Regions from separate parts of the Homo sapiens genome. Here region 1 is linked to region 2. Evidence: read pairs that join two places in POLR2A ChIA-PET (ENCODE). Cell type or tissue: endothelial cell of umbilical vein. All regions are shown on one strand. Region 1 overlaps SH3RF1 (SH3 domain containing ring finger 1). Region 2 overlaps SH3RF1 (SH3 domain containing ring finger 1).

Region 1 (5,000 bases), 96 kb after region 2:
TCAGCCTCCCAAAGTGCTGGGATTATAGGCGTGAGCCACCGTGCCTGGCCTACTTAATTTCTTTCAGTGACATTTCCTCTGCAACCTAAGTGACAAAACTGTTCTGGACAACATTTGCCTCAGGATCCTTGCCATGTGTTTTCTGACAGTTCTAGCCACTGGCACAGCATCTGTAGCCCAACTGCCCAGATCCCAGTCCTGGCTCTACCATAAACATTACGATTCTTCTCTCCCTCTAGACACATGGCAGGACTGCCCTTTCCGACCTCCTTGAAATGGAATCATGGCCTAGTAACTCACTTTGGACAATGAAATGTGGGAAGTAAAACATGTCACTTCCAGATGGAAGCTTTAAGCCAGAACTCGACTTGCCAATTCCCTTCCTGGAAGCATGTGCTGAGATGGAGCCTTTGTCGGCTGGGTCTCTGAGTGACTCTAATGACTATAATGAGCGGTGTCCCTCTGCCAATCCACACAACGTATACCTTGAGTGAGAAATAAGCCTTTGCTGTATTAAGCATCTCAAATTTCAGGGTTGTTTCTTACTATTCCATAATTTAGACTAAGTAATATCGTTACTTATTAGTTGGTGTGACCTTAAACAAGTTATGTAACCTCTCTATGTCTGCTTCCTCACCTGGAAAATGGAGATAATAGTAGCAACTACTTCGTAGTGTTGCTATGAGAATTAAATAAGTTAATATACATAAAGTACCTAAAACATTGCCTGGCACACAGTAAGAACCCACTACTGTCCCCAGAAATTCTCATGTAAGCTAACTCATGGATATCATTACTCTGGTCACCAGTCTCTAACAATCTGAGACATGGATATGTAAATACATACATTGCTTCTATATTATTATTCCCATAATAAAATGCTACATATGTAGGCTCAAAGGCTAACAAATAATTCACTGACAGACACAAAAGACTGAATAATAAAACCCAGGATATCATCTGTTACAAAATGGCATGGAAAAATATCTCCAAAAACTACAAAGTAGAAGAGAGACGATTGTATTTAACTGACCCAACTTTTGCTTCTGTCTCATCCCCTGCCAGTAATACATACATAAACAAGCACAAATATGCACACGCTCCCTTCTCAATGAACAGATTTAACTTGCCAGCCAACTAGAAAGAGATTCAACAGAAGGAGCCAAAAATGTGGTGCCAACTGGCTGTGTGACATGCACAGCAATGTCTCCTAATAAACCAACACCTGACGTCTAGTAAGTGGGAATACAATAAGCAGAAGAGGAGTGATGTGATGTAGGAAATCAACCTGAAATGTTCCCAGACACACGGTGAAGGTGATTTGAAAGTCATACTTAGACTCATGGATTATTTTCAAAAGCATTAATTTTCCAAAGGTGACTTTCACCAGGTGTTTATTTACCTGGGGGACAATTAAAGCTGATTTCAGGCTGGACACGATGGCTCATGCCTGTAATCACAACACTTCGGGAGGTGGAAGTGGGAGGATGGCTTGAGGCCAGGAGTTCAAGACCAGCTTGGGCAATACAGCCCAACCCCATCTCTATTTTTAATTTTTTAAAAAAGAGAGGCTGATTTCAAGAGGGGAAATGGTTATACATACCCATAAGGTAGCTGCCTACATTGACCACCAGCATGCTAAAAATATGAATTTGGGAATTATATCTCCAGCTGAATCACAGGTACAGTAAACAAATCCAGGAAATTTGGCTGCAGTGAGTTCTGGACAGATTTCAAAACTTATTAAGGAGAGTGCCTTAAGACCAGAAGAATCAGCAAAAAGACACAAGACAGTAAAGATGAATACATATTACTGATAAAGAATTAGTAATAAGACTGAAAAGAGTATACCCTACAGTCTTATAAGAAATAAGAAATAAGCTTATTCAAGACCTGTAGGACCAATTTTAGCAAGAATCCTGCTAAATCAATTTATGATTTCCCCCCCGCTCCACACCCTTGAAATCTGATCACCCTTGATATATAGCTCCTCATCTCCCACCTTTGATCTGTAAGTCCTTGGCCTGCCTTTAGCAAGAGTCCTATTAGGTCGGGTTAGCAAGAATCCCCCTACACTTGATGTCTCCTCTTAATAATTTTCCCCTCTTAGTGAATTTTCCTCTCCCCTCACACTCTGCCCATTGGCTATAAATTTCCAGCTGTCTTTGCTGTATTCAGAATAGAGCCCTATCTCTGCCTCCTACTGTAATACTCTAATGCAATATAGTCTTCAATAAAGCTTTACTTACCATCTCAACCAGCATCAGAATAATTTTTCCTTTAACATATCCAAGCTTGGTCAGAATTAGGGTGTACCTACACCTACCTGCACTATTAATACTCCGCACAGCAGGGAGAAAGGAACTACCTACCAGGTGTCATGGGCATGGAAGGATGTGAGGAACGCTAGCACTGGCCAAATACAGTGGCCTCACAAGCCATCTTCACCTTCAGGAAAATGAATATTGAGCTGCCACAGACACTCTGCTGCCCTCTTAATTTACCATTACCATGAATCTACAGGATGCTCTGTTCCAAACACCCAGTACATTCTTATACATCTTGTCCTGATAGATGCCTGTGAGGTAGGCAGGGCTGAGAATTATGAATTGTTGTCTATCAGGCTGAAGTGACTTTCCAAAAATTGAAGTTGACAGCAATAAGGTCAAGAATCAGCTCTGTGCTGTTTTGACGGAGTGAGTCATTGCCTCCTTGAATCTGGCACATACCAGCCAACTGTCAAGGTTTGTTCTTCCACATGGTCTAACTGCTAAATACAAAGTATACTAGGTTTGTCAGCTTAGGGCATGTTTGCTTCCACTCTGAAAACATTTCAGCTGCCCTAATATATTGCTATAAAGAATTCTCTTATTATTACTGTCTTCCTCCTCATATTTAGCTCTGTCTTCCATCACTTCAAAAGAAGCATTTGTAGCTTCCCCATCCTCTTTCTTTCTAGTTGACTTTGAAGACTATCTATATAAGTATTTCTGGCATAAAACTGACAGGTAAATGACTTCAAAGCTAATTTCCGCCCCCCCCCACCCCTTGCCCTTTTTCAGTCTCAAGATACCATGTCAGTCCTCTATTCACTCTCAAAAATGATGGCTTAACTGCACAGTGCCGTTCTGGGTCAATTCTTAAATATACTAGAATATACTAGACATATCTGGCTCATTTAAGTCATTCTTCACCAATCTTTCTTCTTATTTACCTCCTTCCTCAACTTGGAAATTTTGCCTTTTCACAATATGTGGATAGCCATTTCTGCCAAGATTGTGCCGACAAGACTGGTTATAAATCTACCTACTTTGTAAAAGGGGAATATTTTTGTAACCATTGCATATCTCTATTAAAACATGAAAGAAACACTGAAGGCCAAGTGTTCAAGTGACACGCAGGAAAAAAAAAAGCTGATATTCAGAAAGCCAAGCATACAGAGAAATAATGAGAGGTTAATGAAGTGAGTTCTGAATCACAAGTGCTGTTCAGAAAACAAAAAAAGACATCTGTGAAGGCTGACCTTGGAACTAGTCACTGTTATTCAGTCCATATGTATGTATGTTTTTATTAAAATAACTGTTCAAAGTTAACTTTCATCCAAGTTAACTTCTGAAGAAATAAAAAGGCATCACGTTAAGGTTTCAAAAATTTAACCATTCTACCTTTAGCAATGGTTAGTCCACCTTATTTTCACACATTTCCATCTTAATGAAAGCAAGTACATTAAAGGATACTCAGAATAGCTGCAAGGCATACCACAAGATGTACCACAAGATTAGAAATTTCTTTAAAAGTAATTAAGATCGGCCGAGTGCAGTGGCTGACTCCAGCAATCCCAGCATTTTGGGAGGCTGAGGCTGGTGGATCACCTGAGGTCAGGAGTTCAAGACCAGCTTGGACAACATGGTGAAACCCCGTCTCTAATGAAAAAAATACAAAAATAAGCCGGGCGTGGTGGTGTGCACTTATACTCCCAGCTACTTGGGAGGCTGAGGCAGGAGAATCTCTTGAACTCAGAAGTCAGAGGCTGCAGTGAGCCAAGATCACGCCACTTTACTCCAGCCTGGGCAACAGAGTGAGACTGCCTCAAAAAAAACAAAAGTAATTCACATCTACAGTGAGAATTACAAAGCACAAACACTCCAACTGCACACTGGAACATCTAAGAGTAAAGTCACCAAGGTATTTCTTAAAATAATCAACTTTTCAAAAGTCAATTAAAACTTCTCAAGGGGTATTATAATAAATTCAGTTTTACTTAATTTTTTTTTCTTTTTTTTTGAGACAGGGTCTCACTCTGGCACGCAGGCTGGAGTGCAGTGGTGCAATCTCAGCTCACTGAGCCTCAACCTCCTGGGCTCAAACAGTTCTCCCACCTCAGCCTCCTGAGGTAGCTGGGACCACAGGCACAAACCACCATGCCCGCCTGATTTTTTTAATTTTTTGCAGAGATGGGATTTCACCACATTGCCCAGGCTGGTCTCAAACTCCTGGGCTCAAGCAATCGACCTACCTCAGCCTCCCAAAGCTCTGGGATTACAGAGCGTGAGCCCTTGCATCTGGCCCCCTTCACTTAATTATTTAAGAAAGCAGTTTGAGAAACTGTTCAATTTAAAGATACCAACGTGTATTAAGGAGTTTTTGAGTTTTCTTCTTTAACAAATAAATAAATTGTATCTATTTGCAGTGTACAGCATTTTTAATATGTATACATTGTGAAATTATATCAAGTTCATTAACATATTCATCACCTCACACACCTGTCATTTCTTGTGAGAATATTTGAAATCTACTGGCCTAGCAGTTTTCAAGTCCATAACACATTATTACTAACCACAGTCACCATGCTGCACTTGCCTGTTTTATTCATTACCATACTTATACCGCTTGTACATAAGCCCCTCAGTAAGATGATCCATGTATTCACCAGACCAAACTAATTATCACCCAAGCATCCCCCTCATTGCAAGGAAGCCTTTTAAGTGAAGTGAAGCTTT
Region 2 (5,000 bases):
TTCTGCATTTGATTTTTATGCATGGACAGTAATATTTGTTAGCAAGATGCTGTCATACTTTAAAATTACTTGAGATTTCTTCTGAAGCAGCACATATTAGTATTAAAAAACACTGCTCCTTGCTTCCTGTATCAGTTCCAGAGAAAATCATAAAGTTAAGACTATTTGGTAGAGGCATTAAGTAAATCAGGCAGAAACATAAAGCAGCTTTTGCTGTAAGTATAGCAACCTTTGGTAACAATAGGAAACCAAGAATCTGATAGCTTTTAGTAGAATTTTGATAAAATTCATGTATGAATGTTTGAGCTCAGTAGTGTGAGCTTTCTGTGACATTTATCTAACTATGACCTTTAATGTTAGGAGTACACTCATCACCTGCAAAATAAATTTGTATCCTAAAATACCTTCTTCCAAGCATTTGGTAAGGAGCTTTGATAAGACTTAGGTTGGATATAAGGTAAAATTCAGTATACTGGAGATAAAAGCAGGGATTCTATTCATTACTCTTAAAATTCTTATGCCCCTTTTTGGAAAAAAGTCTAAAATGTAGAAAGAATGTGTTTTTGAGAGTTATCAGAAGTATAAATAAATATGAGATGAAATACTGACAAAAATAATATTAATAAAAACAACAAGGCAGCTTAAGAAATATTAAAATAAACTTTTTTGTGTGTATGGTTGCCCTCTTTGCTAGAGAGAATATAGCCTTTTTTAAAAGGCGGGACTTACAATATTTTAAAGAGAAAAAATTTTTTAATAAGAACTAAGTTGAATAGTTACTATTTTATAGGAAGCTTTACAGATGAATCAGTCTGTAGCTTCTGAGCACTACAGGATACAAACAGTAGATCTGAGAAGTAATTATTTTAATTCACAACCCACTAGAGCAAGCTTGTCCAACCCACGGTCCTCTACATGTAGCCCAACACAAATTTGTAAACTTTCTTAAAACATTATGAGATTTTTTTTGAGGTTTTGTTTTTTCTTTTCTTTTTTTTTTTTTTTTAAGCTCATCAGCTATTGATAGTGTTAGTGTATTTTATGTGTGGCCCAGGACAATTCTTCTTCCAATGTGATCCAGGGAAGCCAAAAGATTGGACACCCTTGGTATAGAACATTATGAAGTAAAAAGTAAAAGGCCTCAGCCAGTTCCCCACATCTGTCTCTTCCCAACCCACTTCCCAGATGGATTTCCATTTAACAATTTAAAACATATCCTTCATTTTCTATGTAGATGTTGTTATACATGTATCTACTTTATTGATTTTTAATACAAATAAAACCAAGCAATCCATTCTATTCTCTCATGAAATAATATTTCATGAACATCTTTGCATATCAATAGGGATAGGCTGATAGCATGGTATTCCATTTTATAGAGACGTTGCCATTTACTATGTCTTGGCAGGCTCGTACAAGCATATCCATAGGGTAAACTCCTAAAAGTAGAATTTGCTAGATCAAAGTGTAAGTTTAAAAATCGTTTTTTGAAGTAACAAGGTGTATTATATTGTTTTAACTTGTATTTCTATTTATTAATGAGATTAAGCATCTATTTTCTTTTTTTAGGATTTGCTTATTTCCATACTCTATCCATATTTCTATTGGATTGTTAGTATTTTTCTTATAGACTGATATAAATACTTTTTTTTTTTTTTTGGAGACAGGGTCTCCCTCTGTCATTGAGGCTAGAGTGCAGTGGCACAATCTCAGCTCAGTGCAACCTCTGCCTCCCCGATTCAAGTGATTCTCCTGCCTCAGCCTCCTGAGTAGCAGAGATTATAGGCAAGTGCCACCATGGCCCGCCTAATTTTTGCTTTTTTTTTTTTTTTTTTGAGATGGAGTCTCGCTCTGTTGCCCAGGCTGGAGTGCAGTGGCGTGATGTCGGCTCACTGCAAGTTCTGCCTCCCAGGTTCACGTCATTCTCCGGCCTCAGCCTCCTGAATAGCTGGGACTACAGGTGCCTGCCACTACACCTGGCTAATTTTGTTTTTGTATTTTTTTAGTATAGACAGGGTTTCACCGTGTTAGCCAGGATGATCTCAATCTCCTGAGCTTGTGATCCACCTGCCTCGGCCTCCCAAAGTGCTGGGATTACAGGTGTGAGCCACTGCACCTGGCCTTAATTTGCAATTTTTTTAGTAGAGATGGGGTTTCACCATACTGGTCAGGCTGGCCTCAAACTCCTGACCTCAGATGATCTGCCTGCCTCGGCCTCCCACAGTGCTGGCATTACAGGCGTGAGCGATTGCGCCTGGCCATAAATACTCTTTTTATATTATGTAAAGTGCTCTTTAACTTATATGTATATATGTGTGTATATATTTATGTCTATTAAATTAAAAATAATGTTCTAATTTGTTATTTATCAGTTTTTTTCCACTATTGCATCTTGATTTAACATCATGCTTTAAAAACCTTTTCATTCCACAATTGTTTTAAATAAGAAACCTACATTTTTTCCTACTTTTTAAAATGTTTCCTTCTTTTCATTCTTTCTTTTTACATCTCCGTCTGTGAACCATATGCCCATCTGGTTTTGCATAAAGAATAAGGTCGGGAAAGCATTTAGCACTTTGTTTTTCCACATGACTCAGCAGTTGTCCTATCATCATTTAAATAACAGTCCATCTTTTCCTCACTGGTTTGAAATGCCATGTTTTAAATGTAGCACTTCAACATTCTACTGCATCACTAAGTCCAATGTTCCTTCCCCAGATAAGTCAGTCACTTTGAAGAATATCAGGGAATGAATGAAATGCTATGGAATGGAAATTCATGCCCATTTACATCCTCTCAGCAGACATGAAAATATTTTGCCTCACATTATAGTCCTTTGCAAAATGGTCCATAATGGCAATGAGAAACTGGTATTCCCATTTGTCTCCTATTCTTCCCTACAATTTAGGTAATAAGGTTTTTGTTTTTGGATGACCTAAATATAAAAGCAAGCTCAAACTTCATTTATAATGCAAGACTTACCCACAGAAGAGGAATAACTAAGAGACTGAAGGGATTACTCAAGAGTCTTTTAAAATTGATATGAAAGCCTCCCTCAGGTAACAGCTCCATTAAGGTCTCTGTAAATATTTGTTGAATGAATAAAAATGTTTGTCTCTTAGAACTATCAAGGGAAGGAAGTGCTGCCTCTAGCCCAACACTATGCAACTGAAATATAATATGAGCCACACTTGGAATTTAGATTTTTTGGTAGCCACATTTTAAAAGACAGAAAGAAATAGGTAAAACTCATTTTAATAATACATTTTATTTAGCCCAATGTATCTACACTATGATCACTTCAACATGTAATCCATGTAAAAAAGTACTGAGATGGGTACATTCTTTTTTTGTACTATGTCTTTGAAACCCGGTGCGAACGGAGTGCTTCCATCCCACTCAGTTTGGACGAGTCTCGCTGCAAGTTGCTCAACAGCGACATGTGCATTGGATGGCACAGCTCTAGACTCTCCATAGCTCCTGTAGGGAAAGAAGCTGCAACACAGGGTGGCTGTGCTCCCGAGGCTCATTAAGCACAAAGAATTTGCTGAACAGAGAAAAGAAGACTGAAATGACTCCCCTGACTCCCTATGGCCCACATTTCTGACGCCTCCTGGGTCCTGAAGCAGTGCACTGGCAGCAACTACAAGGGTTACTCATTTAAGCAGTAGGACAGGGAGGAACACGGACTCCTAATACAAGCCTCACTACATCCTGCCAAGGGAAAAGGATTTTCAAAGTTAACTACCTGGCTGCACTAGGTTAGGAAGGTGAAACATCAGTTACGTAGCTCTTCACTTATTTTCATTATCTTCACTTCTGTTGGCCCTAGCTGTTAAAAACAAAATAAACTAGAATTTTCTTGTTCAGGTTTCTGACTTTGAAATGTAAGGTATAAAAAGAGGGTACATGTCATTAAAAGCCTAAAAAGAATTTTAGCTGAGGTAGCTGAAAAAGGGACTGTCAGAGAAAACCACAGGAAAAGCCCTGAACTTCACACCGAAAGGTTTAGGTTAGAGTTAGGTCTTTGTCCTCACTGGTTCAGTAATCTTGGGTGGACCACATAAATTCCATGGTTTTGGTTTCCCTAGCTGTACAAAATGGGAAGGTAACATCAATTTTACACACCCCAGGTAGAAATGGGCATGGGTTAAAGTGCTCTGTAACATGTAAAGTGCTATATGAACATGAGTTATTCTTACTATTCAGAGTCCCAGCTTGCCATTAACTTGCTTTGTTGACTTGGGCAAGTCATTTGACCTTGGGTATGCCTCCCATTTCTCATTTGTAACATGAAGCAAGACTTAATGATCTGTAAAATTTTATGCCTAGGTAAAGTACAATACCTATTCTCAACCCAAACAAAAATATCCCATTCAAAATATTCAATAGGCAAAGACTTCTGTGTTGGGAATAGGGTCCTCAGGTATTCAGTGACCAGAATCAAACCTAATGGAGCCTTTTACTCACCCAAATGTTTTTTGAGTGACTGTTAAAAGCCAGGCACAGTACTAAATGAGGGAAATAGGGAAACAGAGACACATCTTTTCTGACTCATGATAAAAGAAAACCTAAGAAACAGCATGATGGATTAAGGATAGGAGGCACAAATTCACGTGTCTGCATAGCTTGGGCAGTTGAGGTCAATGAATGAAGAAGGCCAGATAGAGACCAACAGAGAATGGCAGGCACACTATAGTGAACTATGGTCAACTGGGGACTGTCTGCTTTCTTTCAATGGGCAACTACTTGGCAGGGTCAACTGATTTTTTTTTTTAAGGAAAGCTTATGTAAAACCTCCTGAGTTTACATCTTAACAACTAATTTTTAAAAACCACTCTAAGTCAAGCATAAAAGTCATGGGGATCGTACTAGTTGGTGATCTCTGATTTAGGGAAGAAATAATAGAGAAGAAAATAGTAGGGGTAAGAGGAAAAGCAAAAGGCCCTCAGAATCTCAGAATCCACAAGAAGACCTTGCAAAGTTTCCCAGGCCAACCA

Evidence for each region. Peaks named below come from ENCODE experiments on the same cell type or tissue, not always from the same donor. Only the 100,000 strongest peaks of a DNase experiment are listed, where the experiment ranks them.
Region 1: POLR2A ChIA-PET joins it to region 2 with 5 read pairs; 4 of 35 experiments call an interaction of 5 or more read pairs at or near these places.

Annotation. Positions count from the first base shown.
Region 1 is chr4:169,235,931-169,240,930 of GRCh38, forward strand. The region is part of intron 2 of SH3RF1 (SH3 domain containing ring finger 1); the gene reads right to left. Among named protein-coding and RNA genes, the nearest start is that of SH3RF1, 33 kb to the right of the region's middle. RefSeq lists an enhancer at 4,683-5,000. In endothelial cell of umbilical vein, no CTCF peak of the experiment used is centred here; a DNase peak (open chromatin) is centred at 2,711.
Region 2 is chr4:169,139,996-169,144,995 of GRCh38, forward strand. The region is part of intron 4 of SH3RF1 (SH3 domain containing ring finger 1); the gene reads right to left. Among named protein-coding and RNA genes, the nearest start is that of SH3RF1, 130 kb to the right of the region's middle. In endothelial cell of umbilical vein, no CTCF peak of the experiment used is centred here; no DNase peak of the experiment used is centred here.